2 separate regions of the Homo sapiens genome follow, and region 1 is linked to region 2. A link is an interaction called in ENCODE POLR2A ChIA-PET data of the cell type or tissue named here. Cell type or tissue: Panc1. All regions are shown on one strand. Links, peaks and the distances in the headings refer to the core of each region. The heading gives the core; the rest is flanking DNA.

Region 1 (11,795 bases), core at 2,631-10,630, 170 kb before region 2:
TTGCAGCATCATTTGAAACAATTTGAATGTCCATCCACATAGTAATATTGTAACAAACGATGGCATCTCCATTCTACAGCATACTATATCCTTATTCAAAAGAATGAGTTGGACTCTTATCTGTTGCTTCAGAAGGACCATTATATATGATTATGTTAAAAAGTCAACTGAAGAACTGAGTAAAACACAACAAAATTTAAAAACCCAAAGCCTACATAGGTTTGTTTGAACACAGACACAACTGTGAATGAGACACAGCAGATCAGTATGATTGGTCACCTCAGAAGGGTGACCAATCTATTTATACTTTTATATTACATTATTATATTATTTTATATTTACAATTATTTACACTTTTATATTATCTCTTTTAATTGTATCACTTGTTACAACACAATTTCTGTAATTAAAATTGAATTCAGAAAATTAAGCAGAAAGAAAAGAAAAGACACGAAGTATTATTTGCATGTACCAGGACAAACCTGCTGAGGAAACTGTCAATTCCTCGAACGTGGTATTCTGATTGAGTGGACAACTGATATTTTTGCTTTTCTGAAGCCATTAAAGTATGCTAACAGTGTTCAATAATATTCCAATAACCTATTATGGCCTATTCTAACAATTGGAAACAACACATCAGATTCGAAAGTACACAGCATTGGTGATGCTATGAAGAAATGGTGTAGCAGGAATGTACACTAGTACAAACTCTTGGTGGGGCAATTTAACAATACCAAAAAAAAAGGTAAATATTACATACCTACCTGTTGTCCCATTAGTTCCAATGCTGAGGTTGTGATATACTTGGAAAAGTACACAAAACCAACCAATCAAATAAAACTGGAAACAACCCAATAATCATCAAAATGGGAATAGCTAAATATATATATACATCTACATAATAGGATTCCATGCAATTGCTAGAAAGGATTGAAGTAAATCCAAATGTGCTGATACAGAATATGTTTAAGAAAGATTATGCAGGAAAATAAAGCCAGGCAGTTGTTTTTAAAAAGACATCTATGCTAGAATATGCAGAAATAAATTTTTTCTTGATGTATACTCAAAAAACTTAACTTTAGAGGAAGTTTTAACCTTTGGGAAATGGGACTGGATGCCTGTAGGGTGGCTTACTTTTCATTTTATACTTCTGAGTATTTAATTCCCTCTACCTTGGGCATTTATTTTTGTTATTAATTTTTGTAAATAAAATAGAGTAAGAGTTGTTTGCTTACGTAAAACCACACTACAATCCCAATTTTTACTAATAGTTAAATGTTCCAATTCTGACCTATCAAAGAAAATGTTTTAAGAATTAATTTTCATGAAGGGCATGAAATATATAACATCTTAAATATATATGCTGTAAAATGAACTGTTTGCTTTAATAGATTCTACTGTATGTATTTCTCTGGAAACTCCACAGGATTTAATAAAGAACTGGTATCTTTAGAAAGATGCTTTTTGGCTTACTCTACGGTTTTAATTAATTTCTTCCATAAATTGCTAATCAGTAAGGAAGGAAAGAGCAACTGATAATCAACCGTAATCTTATATCTACCTAATCATTCTTAAAAATTTTATATAAATATGCTTTGAAAATAAAACACGCAAGAGGACCCAATTAACTTTAAATTTTGAATCATGTTAGGGCTGAATCACTTCGATACCATGTATCACATAGTAAATTTTTCATTTGATAAACAAATAGTTTGAAAGAGTAATCATTCTTTTGTAATACATAATTTTGATTAGGTATTCAAAGTAGACATGATATTTTAAACAGGTGATGATATATGTATATATTTTTACTGTGACAAAATATATGCTAACAAAATGTAACACTTTAACCATTTTTAATTGTACAGGGCTTTAAGTATATTCACATTGTTGTGCAACCATCACCATCATCCATCTCCAGAACTTTTTCATCATCCCAAACTGAAAAAACAACTCCCAGTTACCTCTTCTACCCAGCCTCTGGCAACCACCACTGTGCTTTCTGTCTCTATGAATTCGACTACTCTAGGCACCTTGTATAAATGAAATTATGTATATACTATTTGTCTTTTTGTGATTGGCATTATTTCACTTAGCATAATGTCCTCAAGGTTTACAGAATTTACTTCCTTTTTAAGGATAAATATTCCATCGCAATATATATGCCACATTTTGTTTATCCATTCATCTGTCAATGGACTGCCAATAGAAACAACTTGTCATTAAAAACAACTTGGGTTATTTTTATGTATTTTTTTAAAGTCCCAAAAGTCTATACAAAACTTAAGCCAAATTCTGCAACAAAACATATCTTAAAATTCATATTTCTATTTTCTCCTCTCCTGGCTTCTTTTCCCATCAAGAAACTACTAACTTTCACAAAATTCAATAGTGAAAGGCCTTATCTCCCAGGATGAAAACAGTTCTATGACTTTTTCTTCTGTAATTTAAACGACTGACTTGATTATGAGAACACTTGGACACAGGGCGGGGAGCATCACACACCGGGGCCTGTCGGGGGGTGGGGGGCTGGGGGGAGGGATGGCATTGGGAGAAATACCTAATGTTGATGGATGCAGCAAACCAACATGTCACATGTATACCTATGTAACAAACCAGCATGTTGTGCACATGTACCCTAGAACTTAAATTAAAAAAAAAAAAAGACTGACTTGATTATACATTCATTTGTTTAAACACTGCGATGGGTAGAGAGAAAGAGGGAAAAGCAGAGGCAACACCAGTGCCTGCGCTCCACAATCATAACAAAGTGCGACGAGCACTCATGTAACCTGGGAAGTCGGCCTGGGGCCACAGAGCAGAGGTGGTCTAAATTAGATATGAAGTTTCTCTTCAAGGAAGTCAGGGAATTGGATTAAAACATTCAAGCTGAAGGGTCAAAACAAATCCCTGTTTTAAGATGCCAAATAAAAGTAGGCACCTAGAAAGTCAGTGAACATAAACAAACTGCATGGTGCTGATGAGACCACAGGGCTTGGCATCCATTCCCCATTGGTTCAACAAGGCAACACCATCTGCATTGCTGGCTGCTGAAATGATCAAAAGACCTAAGGTGTGTGAGAGCTTTAACAAGCTTTCGGGCCCCATACAAAACTTCTTATCACAGATTTTTGTTCTAATATCCTAGAGCAGCAGTTGGCAAACTTTTTCTAGAAAAGGCCAGATACACAGTAAATATTTTAGGCTTTGTGGACCATAGCACAGGTCTGTGTCACAACTACTCACCTTTGACCTGGGAGTGCAAAAGCAGCCATAAACATAAATGACGAGTGTGCCTGTGTTCCAGTAAGATTTTATAATATATATGGAAACTGAAATTTGATTTCATCTAATTTTCAGGCGTCATCAAATATTCTGCCTTTGATTATTTTTTAACCATTAAAAATTGTATAAAACATTCTTAGCTTGCAGGCTATAAAAAACAGGCGAGGGCCAGATTCAGCCGGTAGGCCACCTGTCCTGTAGTTTAACAACTTGTAAGCCTCTTTAAAGGCATACGATTTGACAAAGATTAGAACAAATATGGAAGGATTATAGGATTTTGGTATCAACTTGGATCTGACGCTAGGCTCTGTCACTTACTAGCTATATAATATTAGACAAGTCACTTAAACATCTGTAAACCCCAGTTTAATCACTTGTAAAATGGGAGTAACAACCACATCAGAGGAGTTGGGTGTGAAGTACATGAACAAAATGCTAAATGCTGTGAGCTATTTTTTAAAGAGTTAGGCATGATAAAGTAAAATATAAATTTTTATTTTTTTAATATACCACGTTCTTTCCTAAGAGGTTCACTTGCCAAAAATTTGGAAATATATTTTCATTTCCTAAGTAGAGAAAAAAAAATTAAGTAATTTCTGCCATAGACAGATGCCTTGGATTCCATTTTTACTAAGCTCTTAGCATTGTACAATGTTATCATGACACTTAGTTAATAATTTACCTCTTTTATCTTCTGATCATATTCTGTTCTCAATAACCCTTTTTTGTTCTCAATGTCATTTTTTGTTCTTTCCTCTTAAACTTCATATACAGAAGATCCATTTTTTTTTTACATAAAATCACAAGAAGGAAGTAGTGGCTGAAGCACCACTCATGACAAATGAGTGAGAAAAATAGTGGTTCCTTTTTGCTACAGCCATAATGCTCTATTTATTTAATTTCAAAGCAAGAAATTTACACAAATTAGGCACTCTTACAACCCTTACAAAATTAAAATGCATGATTTCTTTATATAGCCAGCCTGCAGATAGCAAAATATCAATGCCAGCCAGGCACGGTGGCTCACGCCTGTAATCCTAGCACTTTGGGAGGCTGAGGAGGGCAGATCACTTGAGGCCAGGAGTTCAAGACCACCCTGGCCAACATGGTGAAACCCTTTCTCTACTAAAAATACAAAAATTAGCCAGGCGTGGTGGTGCATGACTGTAATCCCAGCTACTCGGGACGCTGAGGCAGGAGAATCACTTGAATCCAGGAGATGGAGGTTGCAGTGAGCCAAGATCGCGCCACTGCACTCCAGCCTGGGAGAAAGAGTGAGACTCTGCCTCAAAAAAAAAAGGGCCAGTACAGGGATGGTGGGTACATTTGTGTTGCTCTTTAATATTCAGATACTGATTTAAAGCAACCCAAAGTCTTAATTCAGTATTTCCCATCATATTACTCTTTTAAGAAATTCCTTTCCTTTGTCTATTTTATGAAAACACTAAAAAACAAAAAAAACTCTGCCCTTGTTTTCTGAAGGTACTCTGGGCAGTTTTCATGGTAACAATTCCCTACCTCCAGTTAATACACAGGAAAAGATCAAGCTTACTTCCATAACTGTCTTCTGTCCTTCCAGAAGCAGGAAGCCGCAATTGCAAGAGAATGCCATCTCTAAACTGAATGCTTGGTGTAAGTCCTCCGCAGAGTGCCAGGCTAGGTCAGGGTTCCTGCGTAGGGCTTGAGGCTCCTGTAAGCAGAGGCCAGCACACTGGCCCATACCCTCCCCAGGGATATCATCAACCTTAATGCCTGGGACAGTGCCTGCCTGCCTCCCTCAGGCATGTGTGTTAACAGGGTTAGAAGACTGGGTCCCTTTGGAAAGAAAGGACAACACAGTCTACCACCGAGACCCACAACCTTCTGAATTCATCAGCAAAGTGAATTAAAGGGGCTGTAGAAAGGATCACCACAGAGCAAGCTATGGGTTGATCCCAATTCTCTTGGGACTAGTGGCGAGAAAAGTGGATCTGTGAACAGGGCCAGGAACCATAAAGGAATCAATACTTCACTGGGCAATTTTTGCTCTTCACAAGAAATATCCTAGGATCCTTACAACTCACACTGGAGCCTGAAATCTAAAAACAGACAAGGCCTTCCATTCATGAGAGTCTGCGGTTTCCCACAAAAGATGAAGAGAAAAAACTAACCCAACATCCTACATACCAGGTGAGACTTTTCTCTGAAGTACCACCAATGTAGCTGTGGCCAGCTTTTTCCAAAGTCCTCCCATTCACTCAGGAGGCACCGTGGTTTCCAAAGGGAAACCTTCTACTGAAGCACTGACCCTGATCCTCCCTTACTCATTTTGCTTGGGGACCTCCTAAACTACTCAGAACTTCCACAGCCTGCAATAGTACCCACTCCCTGTACCCATGACACCTTCACCTTCTCCTCTTTATGTATTTCCATATTCAGCCTGACCATCGCATCACTCTCTTGACAGCACCCCAATTCCCCAGTCCTTTACTTCAGACAGTTCCTGTTTCCCTTTCCAGACACACTTATTTCAAGGGCTCTCCACTTATTCAGGTCTCATTTTCTCTTCAACTCTGTCATCTGGCTGCTGCTCTAAACTCTGTACCAACTGTTCTCTCCAAGGTTACTAACCATTTCTTGGTGGCTACATCCAAAAGGCACTTTTCTGTTCTCCATCTATCTACCCTGACCTTTCTGCATCCTTCAAAATCACTGATGACTTCCTCCTTGACATTCATCCTTCCTTTGGCTTCACAGATATCACCTTCTATTTTTTGCCCACCCTGCCTCCTCTGGCTATACTGTCTCCTTCATAGAATCCTGTTCCTTCCCCACCTCTTGTAAATACTGCTTTTTCCAGTTTTCTACTTGCTCTAGACATTTTCCCTGGGTGAGTCCCTCAATAATAATAGTGATAGTAGCATCGGCCGAAATGTACTAAAAGCATGTACTATGTGCTACCTGTTATTCTAAGCCTTTAAATCAAATTGATTGAAAGGCAATGATATCTCTGTAATTGTGCCTATGAAGTAGGAACTGTTAACACTTATTATTCAGAGGAGATAGAGCCATGGTCATATGGTGCACAGGGGAAAGAATGGGGACTAGATTCCCTGAGGATCACCCTAGGGCCTGTGTTCTTCATGCCTCTGCTGCTCCCATGGCTTCAAGTAACAACTATGTGGTTGTGGATCTCATATCGACAACTTTGACCTAGATCTTCCTGACCAAGGTCCAAGTCCATGTGTCCAGCTATCTAATGGGTCTCTTCTTGGGGATGATCCACAATCACCTCAAGGTACACACATGCAGAACATCAGTTTACTCTCACAAATTCTAGCAATCTGTAACCAGCTGCCTTCTTCAAACCCAAGCATCCTCTTAGATAGCTCCATCACCTTCCACACACAAACGTAAACAGGTCCTGTTCCATCTCTCATTCTCCTTGGATCTAAACCTAAGTTATCACTTTACTATACATCTGTGACACTTATCTTTTAAAATGAACTAAAGCATTACAATAAAAACAAAGCATTTTAATAGTATTATGTTATGAATGACATAAATATCAAACAACAGGTAAAAATACAGGATCTGGCAAAACTTGGCATTTTCTCAGCAGCACACATTAAGTTCACTTGAAAAACACTGTGTTTTAAAATAGCATGTACTTAGCTGGATTTAAGAACAGCAACATTTTCACTGCAAAGGCTGCTAGGATGACTTTAGTCCCAGAAACCTTGCATGTATATAATTCAGGACAGTATATAGAATGACTTGATGTTTTCTGGTTCACTACCCCAGCTCATTCATTCATACAACTACAATTTATGATAAAGTCAAATTTTAGCCATTCCCTTACATTTCCTCCTGTGTTTTCAGTAAGTCTACATCTGACACAGACTCATGTAAGGTATCATGATAATAGTATTACTGGCTATTATTCATTAAGTGCATACAATGAGCCACATAGTATATACTAAGGCTTTCTATGCATATCAAAAGTGTGAATATAGCCAACACCCAGTGAATAATTTCTATGGGAGAGGCATCTTTTATTTAAATTCTACAATAACCCCACGAGGAATATATTACTATTAATCTCATTTTAGAGGTGTAGATCATGAATGTCTAAGGCTACACCAAGTAGATGACATGGCAGGGATATGCAGTTAGAAGGTGTGACTCCAGAGTTGATGCTCTTTATCACTCTGTCTTTCAGCCCCATGCCATGATCTTCAGGGTGTGGAAATGAAATTGATTTCAAGGTGGAGGGGGCAAGATAATAATCTCTTAAAAATAATATAAGCCTAAGTAATCCAACAGAGGTCTCACTACCTGGCTTTACTCTGACGTGATCATCTCCTTCAATTTAATAACTGACTCATAAGCCTTTCTTTGACATTATCTAAATACAATGGCAGTACCAAACAGGGATGGTCTGCAACAATTATCACAGCTGCCAAAGTTCCAGGGAAGCAGCTGTGGGTGCAGAAAATCTAGTTTGCAGGGTTTTAGAGATGATCATCTTCACAGTTTCTCATCTGATAAACAGTGCCTTCTATGACATCCAGCATCCGTTACAGTGAGAAAGTAGTATCTTTGGCATATCTTAAGACTCCTGGGATCAGAAACAAGAATTGGTAAGTACAAGTTAAAAAAAAAAAAAAAGAGAGAAAGAGCCACAATGCTTCATTTATCTATCCGTATTTCTCCATTCTGGATTTTCTATGAGTTCTGTTTTTAAGCTCATTTTTGTCAATATATCTAATTGAGAAAGATACCAAACAAGTCCCAGGTGAGACTGCACCATAGCAACAGGCTTGCCAGGAATTCTTTGGGGAGCAGAATCTCAGAGAAGTATTTGATTGCCTCTTCACACTCTTGATTACAACACACCGAGCTGTTAAACTAAATTGTAAGCCATTAGTGTACTGAATGAACTTTAAAAACTAAACTACCCGATATGAAGATATTTTTCACACATACAATCACACTGAGATGTGTTTGTTTGTAGCCCATTTCCCTCTTATTTAGAAAATAAGGCAGACATCTTTAAGCTATTTCAAAACTTGCCAATGTCACAGTGTAATAATGTGATAAATAAGACATTGCCCTTTATCACTAGTAAATATTGAATCTTGGCTCTAATTCATAAATGTCTTTAATCGTTCACTGTTAATTATGACAGAATATAAATGCCCTGTCCTTAGAATTTGATCAAGAGTTTTAAAGTATCTTGAGTTAGATCAGCAGTGACCAAAATAAGCAAGCTATGGAAAAAACCAAGCTCAGTCTCAGAGTAGATTATACTTGGACTTGGCCTATTAACTCAGCTGGGATGGTATTTTGAGAACAAACAAAAAAATAGGCCACAGAAGAAAAAACCAGTTTATGTCTGTGGGTTGTACAACTCAAACTGTCAGCCACCCTACGAATTATATCATGATCAAAAGTGAGACCAGGTGAGGATACAGGTGGCATGGACAAAACCCATGACAATCAGAAAATCAACCAAAGGCAAATCCAGATGAGTGTGAAGTACTATTACCATCCATCTTCACATCCAAATACAAGACATTTAACAAACATTTCCCACACTTGGGTATAAATTGTGTTGCAGGCAGTAAAACATTTCAGAAATATTTAAATCAAAGAACAGAGAAGCATTTATGTAAGGCTATTTTTATACAACCAATTCTTAGTTATTGATGCTAATAGAGCTATCCAGTGGTGTGTGTCTACTCCAAATTATTTACACTTATATTTGTAGTGCAGAGTATGATGTTTCTGTAGCAGATCTAATTACATTTTGCTTTATTATTAAGATGAGCTAACATTTCTTTAATATACACATGTATGGGAAAGGTGGTGTCCCTAAAGCCTGCTAGGCAGGAGAATAGCTGGCTCACAATTACAAAGACACCACAGACAGGCTTCAGAGAAAAAGAACGGACTGAACAACTCAAACCTTAATTACTTTATAAGCACTCATAATTTACATAAGACTGGTACAGGTCACTAGGGATTGGTACAGATCATTTTTGCTGATGTTGCATGTTGCCTTCTTAGGAGCCTGGGAAGCTTCCTCAACTACCTGGAGAACAATTAGAAAATATCATTTCACTAAATAAAACATGTACTAATGTTTAAACATGGCTTTTAAGAAGAGATATATTCTTTGGAAGCTATTCATATTAGAATATTCAGGATTATTTAAACAAGTAAATAGCAAATAATCATAACAGAAACATGCACTGTGCAAGTATTATGTAGTGGACCCCTGCTGTTCTTGCTACCTAACATCTTTGTACCTTTCTTCTAGGTGTGGCATTTTGATTTTTATCTAAAGAAACTACCTTCCCTATTCTTGGGCCGTAAGAGTTTGGTATATTAAGAGTAGGGTTGCTTGAGGTATAGAGAAAGTGGCAAGACCAATGGATAGCAATTTTTGATGAAGAATCATTTCTGGCAGGGCGCAGTGGCTCACGCCTGCAATCCCAGCACTTTGGGAGGCTGACGCAGGCGGATCACGAGGTCAGGAGATCGAGACCATCCTGGCTAACACAGTGAAACCCCGTCTTTACTAAAAATACAAAAAATTAGCCTGGCATGGTGGCGGGCACCTGTAGTCCCAGCTACTCGGGAGGCTGAGACAGGAGAATGGTGTGAACCTGGAAGGCGGAGCTTGCAGTGAGCCAAGATTGCACCACTGCACTCCAGCCTGGGCAACAGAGCTAGACTCCGTCTCAAAAAAAAAAAAAATAATAATAATAATTATTTCTGAGTGAATACTAAGAAAGTGAACTGAAGGACAGGAGTTTGTGGCCTAAGAATATAATGTCTAAAGGAAATGCAAGATGAGAAAGCCAAGGGACTGCCCTACCAGAGCCTGGATGGGCTGTCTAGGTAGATACTGAAGTCACCTGGAGACCCACAGCAGGAGGTGAACTGGAGAAGGTGGCCATGAGCTGAATCTTCAGCGAATGACAGTGAGTGCCAGAAGGCTACTGAATGTCAGGAGAGAGGAGGAAGCATGGTAAAGCCAGGCATGGAAGTCTCAAAGGAGCCAGGGACGTGTAAAGGCAGGCAACAACCGGGGGGCAAGGAGAATGCTGACCCCACCTACTTAGCTTGAGAACACAGAGGGCAGGAGAATAACCAGATGTTAAAGAAATAAATTCATGTCTGTCCCATGTCCCAAATACATGCAACCCATTCCAACATCTCCAAAAGTCTCAAACCATTACAGCATCAACTAGAAGGGTCAAATCTCACATAAATTTCATCACTCAAAAATCCCAAATCTCATCATCTAAACATCCAAATCAGGTACAGGGGAGACTTGAGTATAATACATCCTGGAGCAAAATTCTTCTCCAACTATTGATTCTGTGAAGCTAAAAGATAAGTTATCTGCTTCCAAAATACAGTGGTGGGATAGACATAGGATAATAGTTATGACACTCCCATTCCAAAAGGAAAAAAAAATGTAAAGAATAAAGGAGCCACCTTTCCCAAATAATTTCAAAACCCAGCGGGACAAGGTTTAAAGTCTGAGACTATGACTCTAGGCCAAAGCTGTATCCTTGAAGTCATTTTTCCTTTTCTTTAAGGGGACCACATATTTGCAACTGAGCACTGTTTTGACAAGCCTGTACAGTTTGGGAAGTCTAACAGCTTTCCTATATTTCAACCTGTCTCTGTCCTTTTCAGTTCAAGCTGGCAGCATTTTTGCTGATACAACATTTTCAAAAAACTTGTGGGTTTCCTGTGTATTTGTGCCATTAAACAAGTGGGTCATCCACAGATCTTCCCTGGAAAATTTCATCTCCACTCCTGATTTCTGCGGAGTCACATGCCTGATATCTTCAGCACTAGTCAAAGGTTATCTACATCCTTGGCGTTCTCTCTAGAGCACTTTCCTAAAAGTGAATCTCCTAATTTTACCATTTTTTGCAACCTGGATAGGCTGAGAATTTTCCAAATTATCAAACTGTGATTCATTTTTGCTTGAGAGGTTTCCCCTTGATTTGTTTTTCCTCTCACATTTTGTTATTAGCAGCAAGAAGAAACCAGGCTGTACCTTCTACGCTCTGCTTGGAAATCTCTTTACCTAAATATCCAAGTCCATCATTTACATGCTTTCTACAGGACTGGGAGAGACAATTCAGCTAAGTTTTCTACCAGTATTGGCATATCTTGTTTCACTGCACTTCGCTTCATTACTCTCTGTGGCTATCGCATCTTTTACAAATTGAAGGTCTGTGGAAACCCTGAGTTGAGCAAGTCTACTGGCACATTTTTTTCCAACAATATGTGCTTATTTCACTAGCATTTTTAGCAATACAGTTTTAAATTAAGGCATGTACATTGGTTTTTAGACATAACGCATGTACATTGGTTTTTAGACATAAGGTAATAGACTACAGTATAGTGTAAACATAACTTTTATGTGCACTGGGAAACCAAAAAAATTTATGTCTCACTTTATTGGAATATTAGCTTTATTGCGGTGGTCTAGTACTGAA
Region 2 (11,795 bases), core at 2,025-10,024:
TTTGTCTCTTTTGATCTTTGTTGGTTTAAAATCTGTTTTATCAGAGACCAGGATTGTAATCCTTGCTTTTCTTGTTTGTTTGTTTGGTGGATCTTCCTTCATCCCTTTATTTTGAGCCTATGTGTGTCTTTGCACGTGAGATGGGTCCCTTGAATACAGCACACTGATGGGTCTTGACTCTTTATCCAATTTGCTAGTCTGTGTCTCTTAATTGGGGGCACCTAGCCCATTTACTTTTAAGGTTAATATTGTTATGTGTGAATTTGATCCTGTCATTATGATGTTAGCTGGTTATTTCACCCATTAGTTGATGCAGTTTCTTCATAGTGTCTATGGTCTTTACAATTTGGCATGTTTTTGCAGTGGCTGGTACCGGTTGTTCCTTTCCATGTTTATGGCTTCCTTCAGGAATACTTGTAAGGCAGGTCTGGTGGTGACAAAAATCTCTCAGCATTTGCTGGTATATAAAGGATTTTATTTCTCCTTCACTTATGAAACTTAGTTTGGCTGGATATGAAATTCTGGGTTGAAAATTCTTTTCTTTAAGGATGTTGAATATTGGCCCCCACTCTCTTCTGGCTTGTAGGGTTTCTGCAGAGAGATCCGCTGTTAGTCTGATAGGCTTCCCTTTGTGGGTAACCCGACGTTTCTCTCTGGCTGCCCTTAACATTTTTTCCTTCATTTCCACCTTGGTGAATCTGAAAATTAGGTGTCTTGGGGTTACTCTTCTCGAGGATTATCTTTGTAGTGTTCTCTGTATTTCCTGAATTTGAATGTTGGCCTGCCTTGTCTAGCTTCAAATCTTTAGAGGTCTTATCCTCCCCATGCCATAGTTCTGTCTCCTGGGTTGGTTTATCTGAAAAATATTTCTTACTGAGATTTTGAGACAGATTCTTGCCTTCTTCACCTGAGCTTAAGTGTGGGTCTGGCTTGCTAGTGGTCTTGCTGCCTGGAGAGTGGGAGTGCTCTCACTTCATTTTGCACCGTACATCCCTGTTCTCAAGGTCAGCAGCAGATAGAAACTGCTCTTTCCCACTTTTGAAAGACTCCATATTCCATAAGAGTTTCCAAATGAATTTCAAGTTCTAGCTTGAGAAAGCAGAAATAAGATTGAGGAAAGCCAATAAGTGTTTTTAACCTTCCCACCTAAGAGTAGTAGTAATTTTGGTAGTGCTACTAGAAGTAATTGTGGTAATAGCAGCAGCAGCAATAATAATAATAGTAGTAGTAGTAGTCATCATCATTGTCTTAGTAGTAGTTAACATTTTTGCCCCTTTTTACAACAAAGTATGATGAAAACTTCTGAACATGCATTATATGATTTAAACCTTCCAATGACCCTGTGAGGTGAGTCTGTCACTATTTCTCTTGTAGAGTTGAAGATGCTGAGGCTCTGCAGGTGAAGCAAATTGCCTGAGTAGTAACATGGAGAATCGGTATTCAAAGCCAGGTTTAATTTCAGAACCTGAGTACACTGTTCCACATTCTGGAATACATTAATTGGCTCTTGGGGCAGAGGCCACTGACTCAAATGCCTATAGGAGCCAGTTCAGAAGTGAAAGTTGGTGGACAGGGCCCAGAATTAGGAAGACAGCAGTGCAAGCTAGATGATAAATGGCAACTGACATTCTTCCTCAGTGTTGGGGTGCTATGAGGCATGGTGGGGACTGGGGTTGTTGGAGAACATATGTCCTATCTAAAAAAATGACAGCTACTACTAAATCCAGCAGTTGTTCTCATAGAGAAATAAACTTTTTAGTGCAGAAATTTTAAAAAGATGATGAAAACATGGATTTTATATAATATTTCTCAATTATTAAATATTGGCATTAGATGCAAATGAAAAGCTAAACAAAACACTGTGAGGGTTAAAATAATTATGTCTGGGGACCAAGTTGGGCCTGATGTGTTACCTCTCTCAGGGAAAAATTTTGGAACATTCAAACCATGTCAATGAGTGATGACACAATACAATAAGAGATATAATCTTCCGTATTGGCCAGTAGTTGGACTGTCCTTAGCCATTCCATCAACAATTGCTTTACGGAAGACTCTGGGGAAATCCCAGTTTATTAAATGTTGTATAAAGACTGAAAGAAATCACATAAGTAATAATGATTGTATTCTTAAGCCCCTACTATGTGCCAAGCACTTTGTATAGCTATTTTATTTAATTCCCATAACATTCCTGTTAGACATGTGAGGATAGATATTTGAGAGGTCAAAAAATAATAGCAGCAACTTGCCAAAAATGTATAGCTCTAGCAAGGGGCAGTGTGGGGTGTGAATCCAGATGTGCATGATTCCAGAGCCCTTTGTCTTCCTGCTCAGCTCTGCTGCCTTTACAGTGACATATTGCTGTGAAGTTGGCATTATGCTGGATCTCACATAGGCAGGGAAAGGCTGTCCATGTTGTTCAGCATGACTTTCAGTTTCAACAAGGAGATTCCTCTAATCAAAATTATCTTTGTACACTACCAGAAATTATTCCCTTTCACATTATCACTCAGGCTGAAATTTGAGCCTTTACAGATTCTTTAGTTTTAACAAGCATACTCCTGTGTAGGTGCCTGCTCAAGCAGTCTTTCCTTCATTCACTTGTTAACATGAAGTTAATCAGATTATATCCTTCAAACAACTAGCTGAGATAATAGGAATTTCCCTGGACAGCAGGGAGGAGGAAGTGGCTCTTCAGAAATATGTGTCATTGATTAGATGGGGTGACTGGGCTGTGGAAGTTGGGATAGGCCCTGTGTACCACGGGCAGGTTTCTGGCTGCTTCAGAAGCAGAAGAGTGGGCACAGAAGTTTGTTAATTATGTTACCTTTTGCCTAGATCTGTCCCCTCAACTAGACAAAACCATATTATTGGCTGGTGTTTTTTATCCTATTATATTTATGGTACAGAAATGTAGCATTTTTTTTGGCTGTGAATTAGATTTTGAATATTTTTTATGTTTCTAAAATAAAACTATTATCTTTAGAAAATTAATGTTCTTTTTTCCTGATTAAGGAACAGACTCTGTCAATAATTAAAGAGAAAACAAAGCTGAAGAAATAATCACAAAATAGCTCTCTCTAAGGGATAGGATTATGGACTTTCAATGTATTGTTTGAATTTTTTATAATAAGATAACTCATTTTAGAAGGAGAACAAACAATAGAGTTTTGGCGTTGGAGGAGGGTGAATGAAAAATTTCTTAGTTGTCAGGGTGTAGTCAGAATGAGGTGGGCAAGTTTTACTGCCTGTGAGTTAGCATCTGTGATTACCTCAAGGAGAGAGGCCCTATTGAGGGTATGAGGCTCATGAAAGGGAACAGAGGAGGGGCCGACTCTCCAAGTTTTAGTTGGTCTTTCCTTCTCCCTACTTCTGAAGCCCCAAGGAATGTGGGGTTTCTCCACAGTTTTTTTTTTTCCTTCTGGAAGTGAGAATGAGAATTTGGAAGAATTCAGGGTGATTCAGTACTCAGAATTCCCTGACATCTGTTAAACCTTAGTACTGACTGTTATTTATTAGACAGCTTTGCCCAAAACAGCCCTAAATGTTTACTGTGCCAGCCTTCCTAGAGTTTGCTCATGCCTTCTTGTAACCTGAATCCTACCTCCCAAGTTTTTAGAAGTCTCAGAATAGTTCTATTTTCTTTCCCTTTTTGTTCATTTTAGATATCAGCTATGAAAAATTTTATTCTTTCATTTTGGTTCAGATGCAGCTTGGGATCCTCAACTTATTTCCCTATTTATTTGTCAATGGAAATTATTGCTTTGCCTTACTATAATACACTGTCTCTCTGCAATTTCTGAATTTTCTAGGAGTAGAAGAATATATGCAAATGTTTTGCATATATTAGTGCATAATAACTAAGCTTTACCCTCTGTAAATAAACTCAAAACTGATGGACAGTGGTTGTAAGTGGAATGAGTCAGGTGATAATGACTTATCCATTTGAACCTTAAACATACCTCTTTGGTCAGTCCTCAGAGTCCCTTACTGGTATTGAAGAGTAAGAGATCTACAAAGAAGAATATTAGGATCTAGGAACTCGGAAGGCTCTTTGGTCATTAAAGGCAAAATGACAATCACATCCTTTAAAATCAAATTTGTTATATAATTATTCCATTTGTCTATCCCACAGATATCTGGTATAAGGAAAGGCTTTTATGGGTGAAACTGTTCTATTTTTTGTGATACTGTTGGAGAAAAGACCCATTTATTTAGTTCCCAAGAAAGGTTATCTATAGCAATGTCTTTTAATATGACATGTTCCTCAATGATTTCTCTTTAAAAATCCATCCACCTCTGTGATCTGCTCTCTTGTCAGCTCATCTATTTAATTTTGGCTGCCCTTTTCAAAATTGAAGCCATCGGTGTTCTTGGCATCAGCAGATTTCTGTCAATCCTCTTTTTATCAGTTTTTTTCTCTGTCTGTATCTGAGTCTGCCCACTTGGCCCCCTAACCTGTAGCTACACAGAATTGCTTGCTTGTACTACTTCAAACATATCCCACCCTTGTGGCCCCATCACTCAAATATCTGTGTTTTCTAAGGCCTTCCCTTTCCCTATAATTGATGAAAGCCCCCTGCTATTAAAGACTCACCTTATACATCACCTGTCCTATCTTTCTCCACCTTGGCCCTCCATCCTAAGCAAAATTAGGCTATCTGCCTTTTGTGCTCCAGTAGCATAGCTACGATATCATGATCTCTGCCTCACTCCACAGACCAGAGTTCCTTCATGTAGAGTACAAGATGATCCAGGCAGCATTCGACCTATTTTTATTGATTTGAAATCTAAGGCAATATGGTAAGCTTTTCTAATGTTTCATGTATACATCCATCCTGGCACCTTCACTCAGTTCCCCTATTATTCCAGGTTTGCTCTCACACATTTGCTTATATTCAGCATATTATGAAATGTTATAGTTATTTTTATCTGGTTTTAAGAGGATTTACAGATTATGTTAACTTTTTTTTTTAAACTAAAACTACCTTCACAAGATGGACAAGTATCTTAAATATATTCCTACAGAAACACCCTGACTTGTAGATAATACTTGTAATGTAAGCACACAAATGACAGGAAAAAGCCAGAGCTGACTCCTCTATACTGCTACAAACACTGTCAGCAATAGCATGGCATGTGGTTGTGTGCAGTCGTATGCAATGTCTCTGACATCAGGCCCATCACAGTAACAACAACAGTAGCAATCCAGTAACATCTTATAGAAGATTTAAAATGACTCAGATAATTTAAAATATAGATTTATATCTGTGTTTCACTATTGCTGTCTAGTAACATTATCTTAAGGGTTTATTTTGCCCTGAGAGAGTAGATGAAAGTAATATAGTAATACAAATAATTTATATAGTATATAGTAATGCAAATAATTTATGATAATTGTAATAGTTTACAAATATAGGTTTAGTATCCTTTATCCAAAATGCTTGGGACCAGAAGTGTTCTGGATTTGGGATTTTGGAATGTTTGCATTATGCTTACCAGTTGAACATCTCAAATCCAAAAATCTAAAATCTGAAATACTCCTCCAGTGGACATTTTTTTGAATATCATATTGGTGCTCAAAAGTTTCAAATTTTGGAGCATTTTGGATTTTGGGATTTGGGATGCTCAACCTGTAATAAATATTCATTATTGACAGAACATGCTGAAAAGTGCATTAGTAGGCATATGTAATAAAAAAGTTACAGACCACTACTATGAATTTAGAGATGAATGCCCAGAGCTGTTGCAGAATAGAGACTGTATTGTTTTCATCTTTGTAGCTCAAGCGCCTAGCACAATGACTGGACCATATTATATGCTCAGTAAATATTGAATGAGTGAATAAATCAATAGAAGAATGAATATAGGATGGGGAGTGTTATAATCTCAAACTAGAGGTGAGAAACCAAGATGAAAGAACCTGATGACTCAGATGCAGGAAGTGGATTTATGTCTGAGTATGCAATGAAATTATGACCCTTCTGCAGCGTGAATTTATCTGGTGAAGTCATCACTTTCTGTCTCATGGGGAAAGGGAGATACTGCCAGTTGGGGAGAATCTGGGACTGTTCTCCTTTTGATTTCACCCTAAAACTGCCTCCTCTTTTTCAGATCCTCCTCCAGGTCTCATCCCCTCACACCACCACTTGTGCCCCTGTTACCAAGGAACCTTTATTGCCTGATATGCTCACCTGAATTACTGAGTGATTTTGCTTATGTCTGTGTAATCACAGTCCCAAAGCTATTTTCTGATAAATGATTACAACTTTACTTACACAATTCTGCAAGCCCATGCCTCATCCTTCAGTATAAGTGAAAAGAATCTAATTCATGTCATGATATTGCAACAAAAATTTCACCTTAGGCCTCAATTGTTTTACTATTTAAGAATTACTTATCCTTGGATGTTGTGGGTTCCTAATAGAGGGATCTGTTAATTATTTTTATTCTTAAATAATAATAAGTGCTGAGGCAAGCAATATGGACTAGCAATATACTTGTGTTTTCAGAAATAAGGAAAGATCATTTTTCTAATATTTTAATAGAGCAAAACAATTTCAGCAACTAGTAGTATAAAGTCTCATTACTTGGGTAGCAAATGTTTAATTCATCTGTGTCATCTTGGTTAAATGTTCTCTAAAATTTTATGATAGTTATAAGCTTAGCTTGTATGGTTTAGGAGTAGTAATATAGGCAATTCACAAGTAATATTGACCTTTTAATTAAATGTTCATGATAAATATAGAATATCCATTTTGAGCACAAATATTTTTTATTACATTATTGGGAAAGAGTTGCAGCCATCAATAGTAAATGGAGCTTGCCCTTCTGTAATTCACGGTTCATCATCACAAGAGGCCACTAGACAGTAAGCACCATGAAAGCAGGAAACATATCCTTTCACTCACTGTTGTAGCCTCCATGCATAGTAGAGTGTCTAGAATGTAATAAGAATACAACAAATATTTTGTCAAATGAATGAATGAAGTATGTGTATGTTCACCCCTGGCACCAGCCATGTATTACACCTTTGCCTGCCCATAAAGATAAGTCTCAAATAACAGCTATTGTATAGGGCAGTGGTTTTCAGTCTCTGACCTGGGGAACCTTGGTGCTCTGTGGAGATGCTGAGTGGTTCTGCCAATAGCAAATTGCTTTCTGTCAAACCTTTACACTGCTGGAGTGTTATTTGTCAGGATTCTTAGTTACAATGCAATCTACCTTAAGAAAAAAAAGACTTCTTGGCTAGAAATGCCGAAAAAGGTAGCGCAAAAGACACCAAGGAAAGGCTAGAATGCAGCCTGGTCTCAGAATAAACATCACCTTCATCTCTCAGCATGTTGGCTTCATGCTCACTGCAGACCTGTTTTTTCAGTGGGAAACATAGCTTATGACAGCTGTTAAGCTTTGGTATGTCTTAGATCTCTAGTCACTGGGTAAAGACTGACTTCAGGCTTTCTTTGGCCTCAAGTTTAAAATTTTGGAGAAGGAATTTTGTTTATAAGAGTTTGGCTATTTAAAACGAGTTTCAGAAATTTCTGCTGCAACAGTTAATTTGCAGCCCCACCACTCTTTTTTGACTTTCCCACTTTTATTCCCATCTGTTCTTTCTCAGCATCATTTCCTTAATTCCAAACTTGGACTCTTGGCCCAGTCTTTCTCACTTCTTAACTCTCTTCCTGGCCTATTTGGCCTTTAGCTTTCCTGTTCTTTGTGTCTTGGTATGTCGTTTGGTCCTTCTATCCCTTTGTCTTGACTGAAGACTGGTTTCTCAGAGAATCCCCTTCCAGCTTTTTGCCTGGGAGGAATTGAGCCATATAATATGTAAGTTTCAAGATTATATAAACCATAGCTGTTTTAAGTCTTCCTTGTACTTTCAAATGGTTTTCACTAAAGGACAAAAGGCAGTTATTTTATATCTACTGTAGTCCTAAGCAGCATATAGGGTAGAAGTTCTTAAAATAACTTCTTTTGTAAAGTGGGACACCTTCAGTCATTAGACTAGAATTTTCTCTGATACAAGTGCTAAGAAATGACCTTGATCAGTAAAAAGGTACATACATATTGAAGCATGGGAATTACCAATATAATCTTTCTTTTCTGTTTCTGGAAAGGCAATTAAGGCTTCTACTCCTACAGCAGCCAGTGCAAAGCCTGTCCTGAGTCAGATTTGACAATAGCATTTTAAAATGACCAAAGGAAGTGTAAGCCTAATTTAGAGCAGGACATTTCATCTGCACTACTCCACTTAAACTTTTGTGCTGAATTTTTTAAATGTGCAAAAGTTGTCTTGGAAATACATTTTGAATCATGAGAAAATAATTACAAGTAAAGTCAGAGCAGGATGAATTCTAGTCAAAGAAGACATCTTTACAAATAAATAGGTAATGTTGTGGTCCTACAGAGCATTTTTCACTTAGCTCTATGGTGAAATGATTTTAAAATGAAGAAAGATGAAGTTTTACTTTAATTAGTTTGTGACGACATGGATAAGTGCTTTTGAAAGAATAATTATCTGGCCCTTCTTTTAAGAGAATGTGAACTGAGAATTGAAATTGATCTGGGATCAGCCCAATTAACTTTATCACAGTTTTGTCATGTTTTGCAGTAAATTAGCATGAATTCTGTCATACATAAACTTCATTTGATTTTGTTTTGTTTCTTTTTCATTCTTGTTTTGTGTTTTGTTTATTTAAAATAGTTGAAAGGAGTCCTGGTTAAAACCAAATTCATTGAAGGACTATTTGGTCTTTTTATATATTTCCTCAAGTCGTAGAGAGAATGAAAAATATATTATGTTATACAAACGTGTTTCTCATATTGGGGACCACCAACATATGCTGTGAGATTTTTAAGTTCTCTATGAGAATTTAAATACTTTGTGTTATTTCAAACGTAATTTTTAAGGAAGAGTATGTGTAGTTTAAATCCATCCATACAATATTGATGCCTATTTTTGTGTCCGTGGATTTATGACATTAGTGCCAAGAGTTACCTTTGTGACAGTGTCTACATTTTAATATATTGTTTCTCAAATCAGGCTCTAAGAATCACAGAATCTCTGGACATGTTTTCAGGCATCTGCAACTACCTTTGTAACAACATTAATAACTAATATTTTCAGATGATATTTTTGACACCAGATGTCTTCTAAGAAGTTTTTATGTATTATCTGCTATAATCCTCACAACTCTAGAAAGTATTACTATTTTCTTCATTTTAAACATAGAAAGAGGCCAGTGTGGTGGCTCACACCTGTAATCCCAGCACTTTGGGAAGCCCAGGCAGGTCGATCACCTGAGGTCAGGAGTTCGAGCCCAGCCTGGCCAACATGGTGAAACCCTGTCTCTACTAAAAATACAAAAATTATCCGAGCATTGTGGCGGGCACCAGTAGTCCCAGCTACTTGGGAGGCTGGGGCAGGAGAATCGCTTGAACTCAGGAGGTGGAGGTTGCAGTGAGCCAAGATTGCACCATTGCACTCCAGCCTGGGTGACAAGAGTGAAGCTCCGTCTCAAAATAAATAAATAGATAAAATAAAAATAAAGATAGAAAAACATAAACACAAAGAAGCTAAGGAACTTGCCAAGGGTGTTAGAGCTGGGTTTGGAATCCCACACTCTAGCTCCAGAGTTCATGCTCTTGAGTACTGTGACCCTTTCCTCCCTGGTGGGGATAATGGGTACTGTTCCCTGCCCTTGTCATTGGTTACCCATAATTATGAGCACTTAAAAAGTAACTGATTTCATTAATTTGATGAATATGGGTTTCAATTTCTTGGAATAACAAGACTTCAGAAAATACTGACTGGCTTCTTTTCTAAGGGTATGACTACTTATAGAAGGAATTAATTTGTGTATCAAACATTTTTAGAGTTACCAATAGAAAACTGTTAAGCCATAATAGCAACAAATTAGAGAATTTCTGTTGATGTGCATTATCCATATAGGAAGAAAACAATGTTTCCTCTACCCAGTTTCCTTCTCTTCTTTGTCCCTTCCTGAACTTTCAGTCCTAAATCCTTATAAGGAGCAGAACAGTGCTGGTCTCTACACTGGAACTGGGAGGGAACTGCAGTGGCCCAAACTATGGTGTTGGAGCCCAAAAAGGGGAAAGGAGGGCATTTGTTTAGGAAGGCTGACCTTCACTGGGTCAGAGACCAATGCGGGTAAGGACCACATTTATGTGTAAGGGCGGCCTGATATGGGTGTCAGAGCACAAGCAAGGTGGGGGTGGAAGAGGTACCATGAATGGGTGACTAGTGCACTGTGTCAGTGCCCAAGCAGAGTGAGAAGAACATCATCATGGAGGGACAGCCTGACATGGGGTTTTGAAACTCAACTGGAGTGGAAAGCAGGCTCACGCAATGGGGTGGGGGGCAGAATGGGGAGTCAGAGTGAGGAAGAAGTATATTTGGAAGGGTAGAATCTGCCATGGAATATTGTAGCTCATGTGAGTGAAGGCAGGGGAGCACTGACTGTGGGCTGTTGGGACCCAAATGGGATAAGGGAGGCATCTGTGTAGAAGAGAGGTGGTATTATAGATGAGGGATGAGATTTTATATAGGGAGTTGATCAAATAAAAGATAAAAAGTTAACGGCAGCTGGACTTCTCACTGTTGGAGAAAGAAGTTACAAATATAGGAGAGGAGAAAACTATAATGAACCCTACACTGTTGTATTGCAGTTGGAGATATCAGTGTATATTCATAGATATAGATATAGATATAGATATAGATAATGATATAAATGTGTGGGCCTGTGTTTTCTAGCTTTGCCTACTGGGTGAGCCTAGAAGTAGTGACATCTCAGTGGCCATGAACACATCTAGTGCCCAAAGCTTGCCTTCTAATGCCATTCTCCAAGGAACCAGAGCTCCTTGGAAAAATATTTGATCTAGACTGTGACGAGCAAAGACCCAGAAGAGGCTGGAAAATTATGTTGTGACAGAAAGAAAGGAAACATTCAAAGAAAGGTTTCAAAAGAACACAGAACTCCACAACCATATATGTATTTTTTATAGTCCCATTTTTGTCCCTGCAAAGACACTTGTTATGTGGCTGGAATGTAACCATGAGTTTGAATTGCTTGCCAGAGATTCACTGGCAAAAACTAGAACAAGAATAGGGCAGATTGTTGGAGCTAGAAATGAGTGGTAATGAAAGGTGAATGAAGGTGAATGCAGATTGAATTGTTCTGTGCATATGAGGGGAGGTAGAATATGTGGGAAGGAGTATGGGAAGGATGAGGGGAAAATCCCTGAAGGAGAAATGGGCAATTTGGTGACTTCAGGGGCCCTAGGTATTGATTTTTTTAAAAATCAAGAATTGTGTCAGAGAATAGTATGAGGTAGACAAAACTAGCTTGGTTGTTGAATTTATGGAAAGATGATAGTTCCAAAGATCATGGAGTTTGGAGCATCTCTCTTTGGGTTGAGATGATGGGAAAAAAATTATTCAAGCTGAACTTGTGGTACATCTGTTAATTTGAAATTTAAGTTGTGGGAGACTACAGCTGAAAAAAATGTGTAGGAGAAAAATTAATCTGCATTGCAACCACATTGTATATGGTTAATTTGCCTTCATGTACCGGGAAGCAGAAATGCTTACTGCAGTAGGTGTTAAAGTAGACTAATTATGAACATTTCTTGGTGAGCTTTTAAAATAAATACACAATCTCAGAAATTAATAGCAATCACTGGTATGGTAAAAAGGGTGAAACCAGTTGTTTCAAAACATGGTTTCTCCATTTTCTAAATGTGCATCCTTGAACAAGTTGTTTAACCTCTTTGAGCCT

What was found. ChIA-PET counts read pairs that join two places held together with the same protein. Peaks named below come from ENCODE experiments on the same cell type or tissue, not always from the same donor. Only the 100,000 strongest peaks of a DNase experiment are listed, where the experiment ranks them.
Region 1: POLR2A ChIA-PET joins it to region 2 with 6 read pairs; 3 of 35 experiments call an interaction of 5 or more read pairs at or near these places.

The regions. Positions count from the first base shown.
Region 1 is chr2:158,552,664-158,564,458 of GRCh38, reverse strand. The region is part of intron 2 of PKP4 (plakophilin 4); the gene reads right to left. Among named protein-coding and RNA genes, the nearest start is that of PKP4, 100 kb to the right of the region's middle. In Panc1, for the core only: no CTCF peak of the experiment used is centred there; no DNase peak of the experiment used is centred there.
Region 2 is chr2:158,386,233-158,398,027 of GRCh38, reverse strand. The region is part of intron 1 of CCDC148 (coiled-coil domain containing 148); the gene reads left to right. Among named protein-coding and RNA genes, the nearest start is that of CCDC148, 65 kb to the left of the region's middle. RefSeq lists a silencer at 2,668-2,821. In Panc1, for the core only: no CTCF peak of the experiment used is centred there; a DNase peak (open chromatin) is centred at 5,907.